Linked DNA regions of Mus musculus: all the other regions are linked to region 3. Evidence: chromatin loops called from intact Hi-C (ENCODE). Cell type or tissue: left cerebral cortex. All regions are shown on one strand.

Region 1 (4,000 bases), 320 kb before region 3:
TTCCTTGTATGATTTATGACTTTCTGAGCACTTTCCCATCTCTGTCTCACTTGATTTACGCAGCGGCTGTGTCGGGGCTTCAAGCTGCTGCAAGGGCAGTCATTGTTTTATTTAACTCATCGCTTACTGCTGCAGAGCCCAGCATCCTCCATATTTATTCATCAATGATTCATTCAATGATTACACAATTTATAGTGAGGGCCCGAAGTAAGCACTGACAGATGTGAACATTCTGTGTAGCTTTTGATGAAAGACCAAATTATAATGCGTAGCGATGTTTGTATAAGCGACAGTACTGTAGGGGACTTCGGTAATTAAGAGCGATAGGATTTTACATTGGTTCTTTGGTTTTGCTGTATCATTTAAGTCATTTGATGATTGACTTTGGTCTTTTATCTTCTCCTATGACAACTGAATGATATATATAATACTCATGTGACAGAGGAGTGTTCAAATTCTTATCTTTCAAAAATTTTAGAGTTATAATAAGTGATGATGACATCATTGAATTCTAAATCTTAATCCATTTTATTGTATTTCTTTATTGATATTTAGCCCAAACTGAAATTGTTTGAATTAAGTAGAGTTACATAATAGCCTTATGTGCATTTCAGTTGATCCTTGAAAGTTTGAACCTTCTTTCTTTCTTTCTTTCTTTCTTTCTTTCTTTCTTTCTTTCTTTCTTCCTTCCTTCCTTCCTTCCTTCCTTCCTTCTTCCTTCCTTCCTTCCTTCCTTCCTTCCTTCCTCTCTCCCTCCCTCCCTTCCTTCCTTCCTTTCTTTCTTTCTTTCTTTCTTTCTTTCTTTCTTTCTTTCTTTCTTTCTTTCTTTCTTTCTTTCTCTCTCATCTCTCTTTCTCTCTTTCTTTCTTCCTTTCTTTCTTTCTTTCTTTCTTTCTTTCTTTCTTTCTTTCTTCCTTCCTTCCTTCCTTCCTTCCTTCCTTCCTTCCTTCCTTCCTTCCTCCCTCCCTTTCTTTATTTCTTTCTTTTTGCAATTTTTAAAAAGATTTATTTATTATTATGTCTAAGTACACGGTTGCTGTCTTCAGACACACCAGAAGAGGGCATCAGATCTCACTACAGATGGTTGTGAGCCACCATGTGGTTGCCGCGGAAGAGCAGCCAGTGCTCTTCTGAGCCATCTCTCCAGTCTTTTTTTTTTTTTTTTCTTTTGTAAATTTACACATATCTGCAAGTGAGGAGATACAGAAATGGACAGAAAGTATACTTTTATATTGTTTATTACTTAGTTTTACATGAAGTTTACTTTATGCTGCTTTTTAAGGTTGGAGCTGTGTTCAGAAGTTTGTGACTGACATGGAAACCATGAAGTTTTGCTTTATCAACCATAAAAATAATTTTGGTATAAAATTTGGTTTATGTCTAGGAAAAAGACTCTAATTCAAAGTTGACTGAATTTCATAAACTAAATAAGAAGCATTGTGATGTTATAGAAGCATGTCTATTATAATTTATGGCAACAATTATTTCAATTTCTTCCCTGTATTAAAGGTGCCTATATGTTTTGACATTTACATAAACAATATTTGAATAAAGGATCAGAGAAATGGATGAATTTTACTGTATAACTTGATTTTTCTCTATGAATCACAGGGAAGTTGATGAGATCACAAAAAATAAAATAGTGACAACTGCTTAGTTTTCTTAGGAGACAACCTAAAAGGTCTAAATAACATAAAGAGGAGCTAGGAGTTCCTCTCTTGGGTGAAGGCCAGCAGATGGCAGTGTGTGGTAAGGAATGGTGCGAGCCTGTCTGTTGGCTCAGAGCCAGGGGATCTCTAGCTCACTGCTCTATTCCAGTGGTAGGAATGAAGATCTAGACGTGTGAAAACCTGCAGGAAATCTGGAAAGGGAACCTTTGCCAACCGAAGATATTCAATAGATGAGACTGAATCCTGGGTGATTACGAATGGGGTGTTTGTTTATCATGCTGTAGATACCATGAAGGTCTCTCTCTCTCTCTCTCTACCCCCATGCGTGCGTGTGCATGTGTGTGTGTGTATGCGTGTGTGTATGTGTGTGTCTATATTAGCTGTACTCATTTCCTTTCACCACATTCTCTCTCAGGGATGATTTCATCGACCCCATGACTTTATTGTCACCGATAACATAATAATAATAATAATAATAATAATAATAATAATAATAATAAATAATGACCCACAGATCTATGCTGCCTAGTCTGTGTACCCTGTTTAGCATTTCATAGGCACTCTTAATTCAGCTAGTCTCCAAGCTAACTTTACAGCCTGGTTTTCCCCAAAGCCACATTCCCCCAGTGTTTGCAGGTTAACATCCAAAAGATCCTTAAAACCAGAATCCTGGGAGTCATTTTAAAAAACTCCCCTCTCTTTTCCAGTCCTCCCCTGCAGTAAACATACAGCTATCCCGCCCTAAGGTTCATTCTCTACCTTTCAGCTTTACTCCAGCTTGTTTCCCAAAGCTCAGTTCTACAGAGAACCCCAGGAATGTTCGCCGTGGATCCATTCTCACCCCACTTCTGTGAATTCTGTACAATCACAGCCACTTTAAAACATTCGGATCAGGTGGTGACACAGTGGCCTTACTTGGATCTCTGCCCATCCCTGCTCTACCGCAATAAGTGAGCTTTCTAATTCTGCTTTTGTTCTTTTAAGTTTCAAAGCTTTGAACTATGGTGTTAGTACTGTTTGCAATCACATTTCTGCCATTCTTCCTTTTCTTATATAATCTAAAAGTGATCTTATCTTTCAAGCATCACTCTGTCGTTTGCTCCAAAATTTTAACTCAGGAGACGACGTCAGGGCTCTGGCTTCATCATTTGGTACTTTTGTCTTGTACATGTGCTCATTGTTTTCCACTAGAGTGTAAGCACCAAAGCATATCCATTTCCTCCACTGCAGTGCCTTTGGTGGCTAGCACATGGCTAGGGATATAGCTGTTTTCTGTGACTATTTGTAGAATGGATGACTTCATGAATGGGGATATCTGTGAGACCTGAATGAATGACCTAATTCTATTTTATTCTATTGCCACTGTGGTGGGGATGGCCTAGGGATATAGTGTAAAAGGAGAATGCGGGTCAGTTCTCCTGGAGTGTGCTCTGTGTTCGTGATCTCTTTGTAATGACAGAAGAGTCTCAATTCAAACATGGGAGAAGGGGAAAGAAGGGACTCTTGAGAGTCAATGTGAAGTTGTCTCACTGATCTTATAAAGTATAAGTAAACCTTGCTAATCAGCAGCAACTTGATCAATATAACCAAGAGGTCTTGCGACAGTTACCTACAAGGTGAACGGTATTATAAAGCAGTACTCTTTCTTTTTATGCAGGGATTTAGGGAGGAATATAGTGTAGCAAGAAAGTATGGAGTAGCTCCTTTCCAAAAGACATTCCATGGAAATTAAAATATTTTGTACCTGTATTAGCATCATGTCAGGCACTAATGATATGTAGCGTCTGAGCACTTAAGCAGGAGGAAATTCAAATTAGGAATTCATTTCTGCATTCTGCTTAATTTTAATAATTCTATATTCATATGTCAACTAATTTAGACTTAAATTTAAATAGCTACACATGGCTGGTGATCACTATATCAGTTTGCGTGGCATAGGCAGAGAGGGTATAGGTTTTGCTGAAACGAAAATGCCTGAGCACATCAAGTCTTCCGGGTGCAGTGCCTAGCCTTACAGAGAACCTGGTTGCAACGGAATCTGACATGCTTTTAGTTTTAGTGATGCACTTTCTCCACCAAGCAAGCAAAATTAAATCTTTCTGGGCAAGAGGTAAGAGTGCATTTTTTTTTTAAAAGCAAAATATAAGGACGAAGTTTATAAACCTGTCTTTCTCTCAATCTTGGCGTATAGTCCACTCCCCCCTTTAGATTCAATATAATGGCTTTTGTGTCCTATCAGATGAAAACTGATGTCTCAACATATTGTAAACGCCACTTTCAGAAAAGCAATCAGCTGTAATACCATCTCGTCTCCTGGTATACGAAGGAGC
Region 2 (4,000 bases), 700 kb before region 3:
CAGACACACACACTCGTGCTTACACACACAGACACACACACTCGTGTTCACACACAGACACACACACTCGTGCTCCCACACACAGACACAGACACACACACTCATGCTCACACACAGACAGACACAGACACACAGACACAGACACACACACTCGTGCTTACACACACAGACACATACACACACTCGTGCTCACACACAGACACACACACACACACACACTCGTGCTCCCACACACAGACACAGACACACACACTCATGCTCACACACAGACAGACACAGACACACAGATACAGACACACACACTCGTGCTTACACACACAGACACATACACACTCGTGCTCACACACAGACACACACACTCGTGCTCCCACACACAGACACAGACACACACACTCATGCTCACACACAGACAGACACAGACACACAGACACAGACACACACACTCGTGCTTACACACAGACACATACACACACTCGTGCTCACACACAGACACACACACACACATTCGTGCTCACACACACAGAAACAGACACACACACTCATGCTCACACACAGACAGACACAGACACACGCACACATACACACTCGTGCTCACACACACAGACACACACACTCATGCTCACACACACAGACACATAATCATGCTCACACACAGACACAGACACACACACACTCGTGCACACACACACACACACACACACACACACACACACACACATCTAAACAGGGCAACAGCACATAATCACTTTGTACCAGACTCCGAATGACATTGTCAGGGAAGATTTTTAGACCGATGTGAAAGAATTCATAACCTTTGCCCCTTTCTTGTTTTTCTATGACTTCTATATTTTGAAGCTTTCTTTCCTACAAGTTTTACTACTTATATATAAGCTAATTCATATTTAGAATGCAGTGTATGGCTCGAAACTGCCCTGCTACCAACACTCAAATGCTGTCATTTTAGTCAAAAGCAAGAAACTGTTTTTAGTCAGAGTAGACCTGCTTATCAAAGGCAAGAGTCTAGTGGAGGACAGACTTCCCCAGTGTCAGAATGACTGATGAATCGTTACTAGTCTCTGTGCTGTGGTCCCTACACACTCACAGCTAAATGACGCAGGGTCTTTGATGGATCCCACCCTCGTTGGAAATTGAACTCATTCCTTTATTTGGGACCTTGCTTATCTTGCTGAGATGGTACCCAAATTTCTGCCCTTAATTCTCATGGTATCACTGTCATCCTTTCATCTTTATAGGTTATTGAGGAAAATTTCTCAGCCTTTATTCCTCTCATTTTTGTTCTGTTTTTGGTCCAGATAACCCTCATTAGAGTAATGGATGATGTAGAGTTGTATGGCACTGTCTTCCCCCGCCCCCGAAGAAATTACCATCATCATATGTTTGCATAAGGTCACCGCAGCCGAGTTTGTTGGCATTCTCTCACGAGGGATCGGGAGCGTCTTTGGATACTCACCTGAGCCACCAGCTAGTTCTCTTTGCCATTTGTCTTGGCTGCCAGTGACCTTTGGGGTCTCTGGTGGGGAAGACGATGAGAACAACTGGACTCCATCGGTTGCTACGGGGAAGCCAGTTCCTGTCGCTGCGTGAAGATATTCCAGTGTGGTTCCTCAGGGTCACACACACTCCTGTCAGTAACCCCTCATCCATGGTCTTTAAGTAGGCCCAGTAAACTCATTGGTTACGCAGGGTGAATCTTAGTTTGTCTTTGGGACTGTTGTAGGTGGGGGATAGATATTGATTAGTGCCCCCTATGGAGGAAATACCCGTAGTACATGGGAAACCCCAAAATACACTTTTAAAGCAGCATTTGAAATGAGTCAGGAGACACTTTTGTACAAATTGACCGCAAGGGGGCACTAGAGGCACGTGCGTTTCGCTCCTAAACAGCATCCTACATTTAAAGAATGAATGTCGGGTTCAGTAATTGATTTGCTTTGCTTGACTAAACTCTGGTAGTAAATATAATTAACATTCTCATGGAAATGGTAATTGCTTCCTGTGTGATATATACTTTTCTTTTTAACATGTATTTGACACAAAATAACTGAATCTGCCAAATTACCAGGGGTAAAATTGTAACTTCAAAATCACTTTTAATTCTCATTCCAGTAAATATTTTCTTTGTGCCCCAGGTGCATTCTCTGCAGGTCTCTGGCTATGCGGCTTTGATACGTTAAATCAAGGAGGGCAGGTGAGACAGCTCAGCTGGAAAAGCCCTGCCGGTCTAGCCTGATGACCTGAGTTTGATCCCTTGGCTTCCGCATAGCAGAAGGAGAGAACCTACTCCTGTAATACACACACACACACTCACACACACACAGACACACACACAGACACACACACACTCACACACACACAGACACACACACACTCACACACACAGACACACTCACACACACACAGACACACACACAGACACACACACACACACACAGACACAGACACACACACACAGACACACACACACACACAGAAACACAGACACACACACACACAGAGACACAGACACACACACACACAGACACACACACAGACACACACACAGACACACACACAGACACAGACACACAGACACACACACACACACAGACACACACACACACTCACACACACACAGACACACATACACAGACACACACACACAGAAACACAGACACACACACACACAGACACACACACACAGAGACACAGACACACACACAGACACACACAGAGACATACACACACAGAGACACACACACACACACAGACACACACACAGACACACACACAGACACACACACACAGACACACACACAGACACACACAGAGACACACACACACAGAGACACACACACACAGACACACACACACTCTTTCTCTCTGTGGCACGCATGCGCACATGTGTACACACTGAATGTAATAATAATATAATGAAACAAAGGAGTTGGGAGCTAGCTGGAGGCAAAGCAACACTTGACATCCAGTTGGGGTTTTATTTTCTCACCAGGATTCTTTTGGCATCCTTCTGAGATGGAGTCATGCTGTGTGCCTAAGTTGGTCTTGAACTTCTGAGAACAAGCGATCCTCCTGCCTCAGCCTCCTGAGTTTTGGAGCTGTACCTCCCGAGTGTACCCTGCTATTTCTAGCCGAGGAAATTACTCCCGAATAAGTCAAATGAATGTTTAGTATTTGTCTTTCTAATCATATTTGCCAAATTAAAACTTTTGCAGGATTGCCGGGCGTGGTGGTGCACGCCTTTAATACCAGCACTCGGGAGGCAGAGGCAGGCAGATTTCTGAGTTTGAGGCCAGCCTGGTCTACAGAGTGAGTTCCAGGACAGCCAGGGCTATACAGAGAAACTCTGTCTCGAAAAACCAAAAAAAAAAAAAAAAAAAACTTTTGCAAAATACCAGTTACATTTCTGCTTAGTCGCTGTACCAATAAAGATGCCTAAGGGGGAAAAAATTAAATATGCACTGTCAGGAGAAATCCGGCACTGTTGCTGCTCTATGACAACAGGAAATGCCATCCATAAGCTGGCAGACCAGCATATGTGTAAGCATAGTTGTATTTCTGGGAATAGTCTTCGTCTGTTTTTGGAGGTAGACAACAGACTAGATTACATTTTCCCCTTTTCTTTACACAAACAAGCTAGAAAATATGCATTTTAAAAGTGAGATTTGGAAATACCAAACAATTTGGATTGAGTAACATGGGAGTGTTAAGGAGTTAAATAACTTGAAAACCATCGCGACTAGGCCAACTTAGATTGAAATGTCCAGGGCATACAGCATTGGCATTCGATCGTGGCTTCACAGATGACTGAAATGACTGGATTGTGAGTGGTGCCGAACCCTGGGGTGTGTAAGGAAGTGTCACGAAATGATTGGTGTTACTTGGAGATTACACATTTGAGTTATTAGAAAAGGAATAAGTTTTATGTCCTCAGGGAAAAGCTGAAAGAAATGGCTGGCCTTTCTGAGCACGTTTCTTTTCAAAT
Region 3 (4,000 bases):
CTCATTTCCAAACTTTTGCATTTCCTTGACTTTCTTCACCGAGTCTGTCTCTCACCACCCCAGGCAGTTCAAACATTAACACTTCCTTGAGTATAATGTACATGCTTACATCTGTTTGCAATTACATATGCTAGTCCTCCTGACAGGAAGCTCTCTGTTTCTAAAGTCCTCAATATTCTCTATTCTTATTTTGAAACAGACTATAGGCATATCTTCCTGCTCAAAGATGTTGTCAGTATTTCTTTTGTCCTCTGCATTATTGATTCATCTCTCCTCTGCTCCTACACTGGATTGTTTGATGTAGAGTTTATTTTATGATATTATAAATGCTTTGGGCTGTTGGTCTTTCTAGTGGCATCACATATTTCTCTCTGTGTCTTTCTTACCAGTATTCCTTAGGCTCTAAACACAGGAGGTACAATAACTCCAAATTGGATGTCAGAATCATTTCATTTTATTTTCTTCTCTCAATTACTACCTCTGTGTAGGTGACTATCTCATATTCCCTATAATCCTCTAGGTATGTAATCTTTAATATTGTAATTTATACCTAGTATCCTCTTAAATTTGCTCATCATTTTCAGGGAAATAACTATTATCCTCGATAGAAGCTGAGCTTTGTCTATTTCACATACCTATATTGGTTATTCTCAGCATTTGGATACTTGCTTGAGACATTACTTGGATTTATTTCTGTGGATATATCTGCACTGCAACTGCCTGCATGATAATTTTGCTCTTCTGTCTAATCTCCCTGGTTTTTCTGTTTCCATCTCTCAGCGCCAGGTAAATCTTCCTTAAGATGATTCTTTGCAGTGTTGCCCTGGTGCCTCTGGAAGTGCTAGGTATTTTCTGTCACATCAAATCTTTTCTACCTGAATCTTACTGCCTTCTACACTCCAACCTCTAACAGTCTGCCCCGATTTCTATTACTTAACAGTACCCACCAGCGTCTCAAGCAATCTCCTCCCTGATTGATTCTGCCTCACATGAACACTTGTTTGATCCCAACTACCTACAAGGTTCATTTCTCTGGATGTGTCTCCATCTTGCCTCCTCCTCCTCCTTCTATCAGTATTCGTCTCATTCTTGTAGGATGTGTTCAAGGACTCACTTGCTCTCATTTAATTTCACCTTATCCCTGATTTCCCACTCTCTTTCCTCTGAGCCCTGACTACAAATATGTTGTGTCAGAATCATTTTTTTCACAGTGTCAATTTCTGCTTAGCCAATATGTGTCTCTTAAGGTTATGAATTATAACATGTTCCTTGTTACTTTATACTCATAATGTCCCACACAGTTATACCATGTATTCCAAGGAGATAAGTTATATGATATCCTTGGAGGTAAGTTATATGATATAGGTCTTGGCATAATTTAAAGGAAACAATCAAAGATAAACACAAATTACAGGAGTCTTCTAGACTTCTCCATTTCTGTGATACTTCCTGCTTTGGGAAGTACTATTGTTGGGAAATAATAATAATTGCACATCATTTAACTGTTTATCAAGCACTTTCACTTATATTTACTTATTCATAGCTTTATAAGGTCCTTTAGAATTTCATGTTTCTCTGAGGTTTCATATCTGAGGACAGAAAAGATGGAGGTTATAGAACTAGATTACTAAGATTTTTCAAAATAAATAAATAAATAAATAAACTTTAAAATGAGTTACTTTTAGTTGGTCCCAAGGAATCTTGATCCATGAAATGAAGCAAGGCTTATGTTTACTTGAAGATGGGTTTACTTTTATGTTTCAACAGTAGAAACTTTCAGATAAGCAAGGAAGAAATTTGAATGTTAGACAGTGCTCTGAAGCTAGTGCTAGTAGAAGACTGAAGAGCTTCTTGCAGAAAGCCAGGCTAGAGAGGGAATTTCAATAGCCTCTTTGTAAGAGCAGCTTGGGTTTTGATCGTTTTTCTATTATTGGAACGGAGGAGATGACACAGGATTTCAGGCGAAAAAAACGGCAGAAGTCAAAGAGAAAAGGGAAGTATTGGAAATGAAAACTATCTGTGAAAAACATGGTGCAGAGACAGTGTCAGGAATGTGAATGCTTATTTTTAAGATTATATCGCCACCTAGTAAATCAGCCCAGAAATACAGCCCTAGCAAACAGCCTGTGTGTGCTGTGCTCCTGTCCTTCTGGGTCCATGTCCCTACATCTGCACACACAGCTCAGTAAGCATGCCTCCTGCAGATGCTTCCTAAGTCTCCAGTTCTCTGCCTCAGCCCACATACTCCTGCTCATTAGTGGTTATGTAACATAAAAGTCATCAACACACATTTTACAAATAAAAATGTGTTGAAGATTTCCATTAATCATTTTCTTTTCCTGTCTTCAGGAAATGATTAGTTGAAACCCAGCCAGTTGTCATTTGCCACTCCTAAATAATTCAACTCCCAATTACTTGTTGTTACTGATATTCTGCATATTCTCCTTTCATTTCTCTCTCACTAAAACCATATCTAGATAGAGGCTTTCTTTTTGAGAAAATGCCACCTTTACATATCCCATATCTTTAGTTTTCTCATATATTTAACAAGCTCTAGTTTCCTCTGCAGTGATCGTTTGAATTGAATGATCGAACATCCAGCCTGGCCTTGTTTATTGACACATGCTAGTTTAAATACTGCATGGGATTTAAGGTTTTGTGAAGCATCTTGTTTGTACTCTTTGCCAGACCAAGGATTTCATGTAGTAAAATAGAATTCCCAAGGGCTTCTAAAGACATGTGTCAAGCAACATTTGCTCAAAATTGCTTAATATTCTTATCAATAACAAAACATGGGCACTATAAATGCAAAAAAGAATAGAAATGGATTTCCTTTGCCATTTACAATTGATAAAATAATTTTACTCAAACATTCAGAGAGAGAGGGGGGAGGGAAGGAGGGAGAGCTTCATTCTGAGACCAAGAATCCACTTATTTCAAAAATTTGAGTCATCCGGGGATCCATCCCATAATCAGCTTCCAAACGCTGTCACCATTACATACACTAGCAAGATTTTGCTGAAAGGACCCAGATATAGCTGTCTCTTGTGAGACTATGCTGGGGCCTAGCAAACACAGAAGTGGATGCTCACAGTCAGCTATTGGATGGATCACAGGGCCCCTAATGGAGGAGCTAGAGAAAGTAACCAAGGAGCTAAAGGGATCTGCAGCCCTATAGGTGGAATAATTATATGAACTAATCAGTACCCCTGGAGCTTGTGTCTCTAGCTGCATATGTATCAGAAGATGGCCTAGTCGGCCATCAGTGGAAAGAGAGGCCCATTGGTCTTGCAAACTTTATATGACTCAGTACAGGGGAACTCCAGGGCCAAGAAGTAGGAGTGGGTGGGTGGGTGAGTGGGTGGGGGAGCGTGTGGAGGAATTTTGGGATAGCATTGGAAATGTAACTGAAATAAATACCTAATAAAAAGTTCTAAATTATTAAATTTAAAACTTATTAAGCTGAAATGCCCAGAAAACCCCAACACCACTCCATGATTCCATTCTTTATTTATCTTACCTTCTTAAAAAAAAAAAAAACAACCTAAGTTCTCTTCAGCCTTTCAAATGTCTCTATTCTATTTTGAGGGCTACTTAGTGTATTTTGGCTGTAGTTCTGCTTGACTGAAGCTCAGAGTGAAAATTCAGTGGGCAGATACGTTCTGGTTATAAAAGTGTTCTCTATGTGGACTATCAATCATAAAAATATCAGTTGTGCATCATCCAGACAGGGCATTTTATTCTTTGTCCCCTCATAGAATTTTTTCTATTAATGTAATAAAATTTTGTGCATGGTACACAATCGCCAATCAGCTAAGTCTGTTCTGTTTTTTTTTTTTTTTTTTTTTTTTTTTTTTTTTCTCTCGTGTGTAATTGGAGATGTAAGGATTTCTAACCCAGGTTATGCTATTATGGAGCCTGTGCATGCCTTTTTCTCCTTTTTTTTTTTCTTCATTTCTGTTGACAAGGATGTGGATATGGTGGTGAGACTGAAACAGTC

Evidence for each region. Hi-C counts contacts between places; a loop is a spot of excess contacts. Peaks named below come from ENCODE experiments on the same cell type or tissue, not always from the same donor. Only the 100,000 strongest peaks of a DNase experiment are listed, where the experiment ranks them.
Region 1: it touches region 3 in a loop (5-fold over the local background); 18 of 42 quality-filtered maps call a loop at or near these places.
Region 2: a loop joins it to region 3, with 8 times the contacts of the local background. A loop is called at or near these places in 3 of 42 quality-filtered maps.

Annotation. Positions count from the first base shown.
Region 1 is chr16:55,467,026-55,471,025 of GRCm38, reverse strand. The region is part of intron 2 of Gm45968 (a long non-coding RNA gene); the gene reads left to right. Among named protein-coding and RNA genes, the nearest start is that of Mir5118, 26 kb to the left of the region's middle. In left cerebral cortex, CTCF peaks have their summits at 1,072 (motif pointing right) and 1,726 (motif pointing right); a DNase peak (open chromatin) is centred at 1,767.
Region 2 is chr16:55,850,930-55,854,929 of GRCm38, reverse strand. The region is part of intron 4 of Nxpe3 (neurexophilin and PC-esterase domain family, member 3); the gene reads left to right. Among named protein-coding and RNA genes, the nearest start is that of Nfkbiz, 31 kb to the right of the region's middle. In left cerebral cortex, a CTCF peak has its summit at 1,874 (motif pointing right); a DNase peak (open chromatin) is centred at 1,873.
Region 3 is chr16:55,150,061-55,154,060 of GRCm38, reverse strand. No RefSeq gene overlaps it. Among named protein-coding and RNA genes, the nearest start is that of Zpld1, 130 kb to the left of the region's middle. In left cerebral cortex, a CTCF peak has its summit at 2,091; DNase peaks (open chromatin) are centred at 25 and 2,104; H3K27ac peaks cover 335 bases.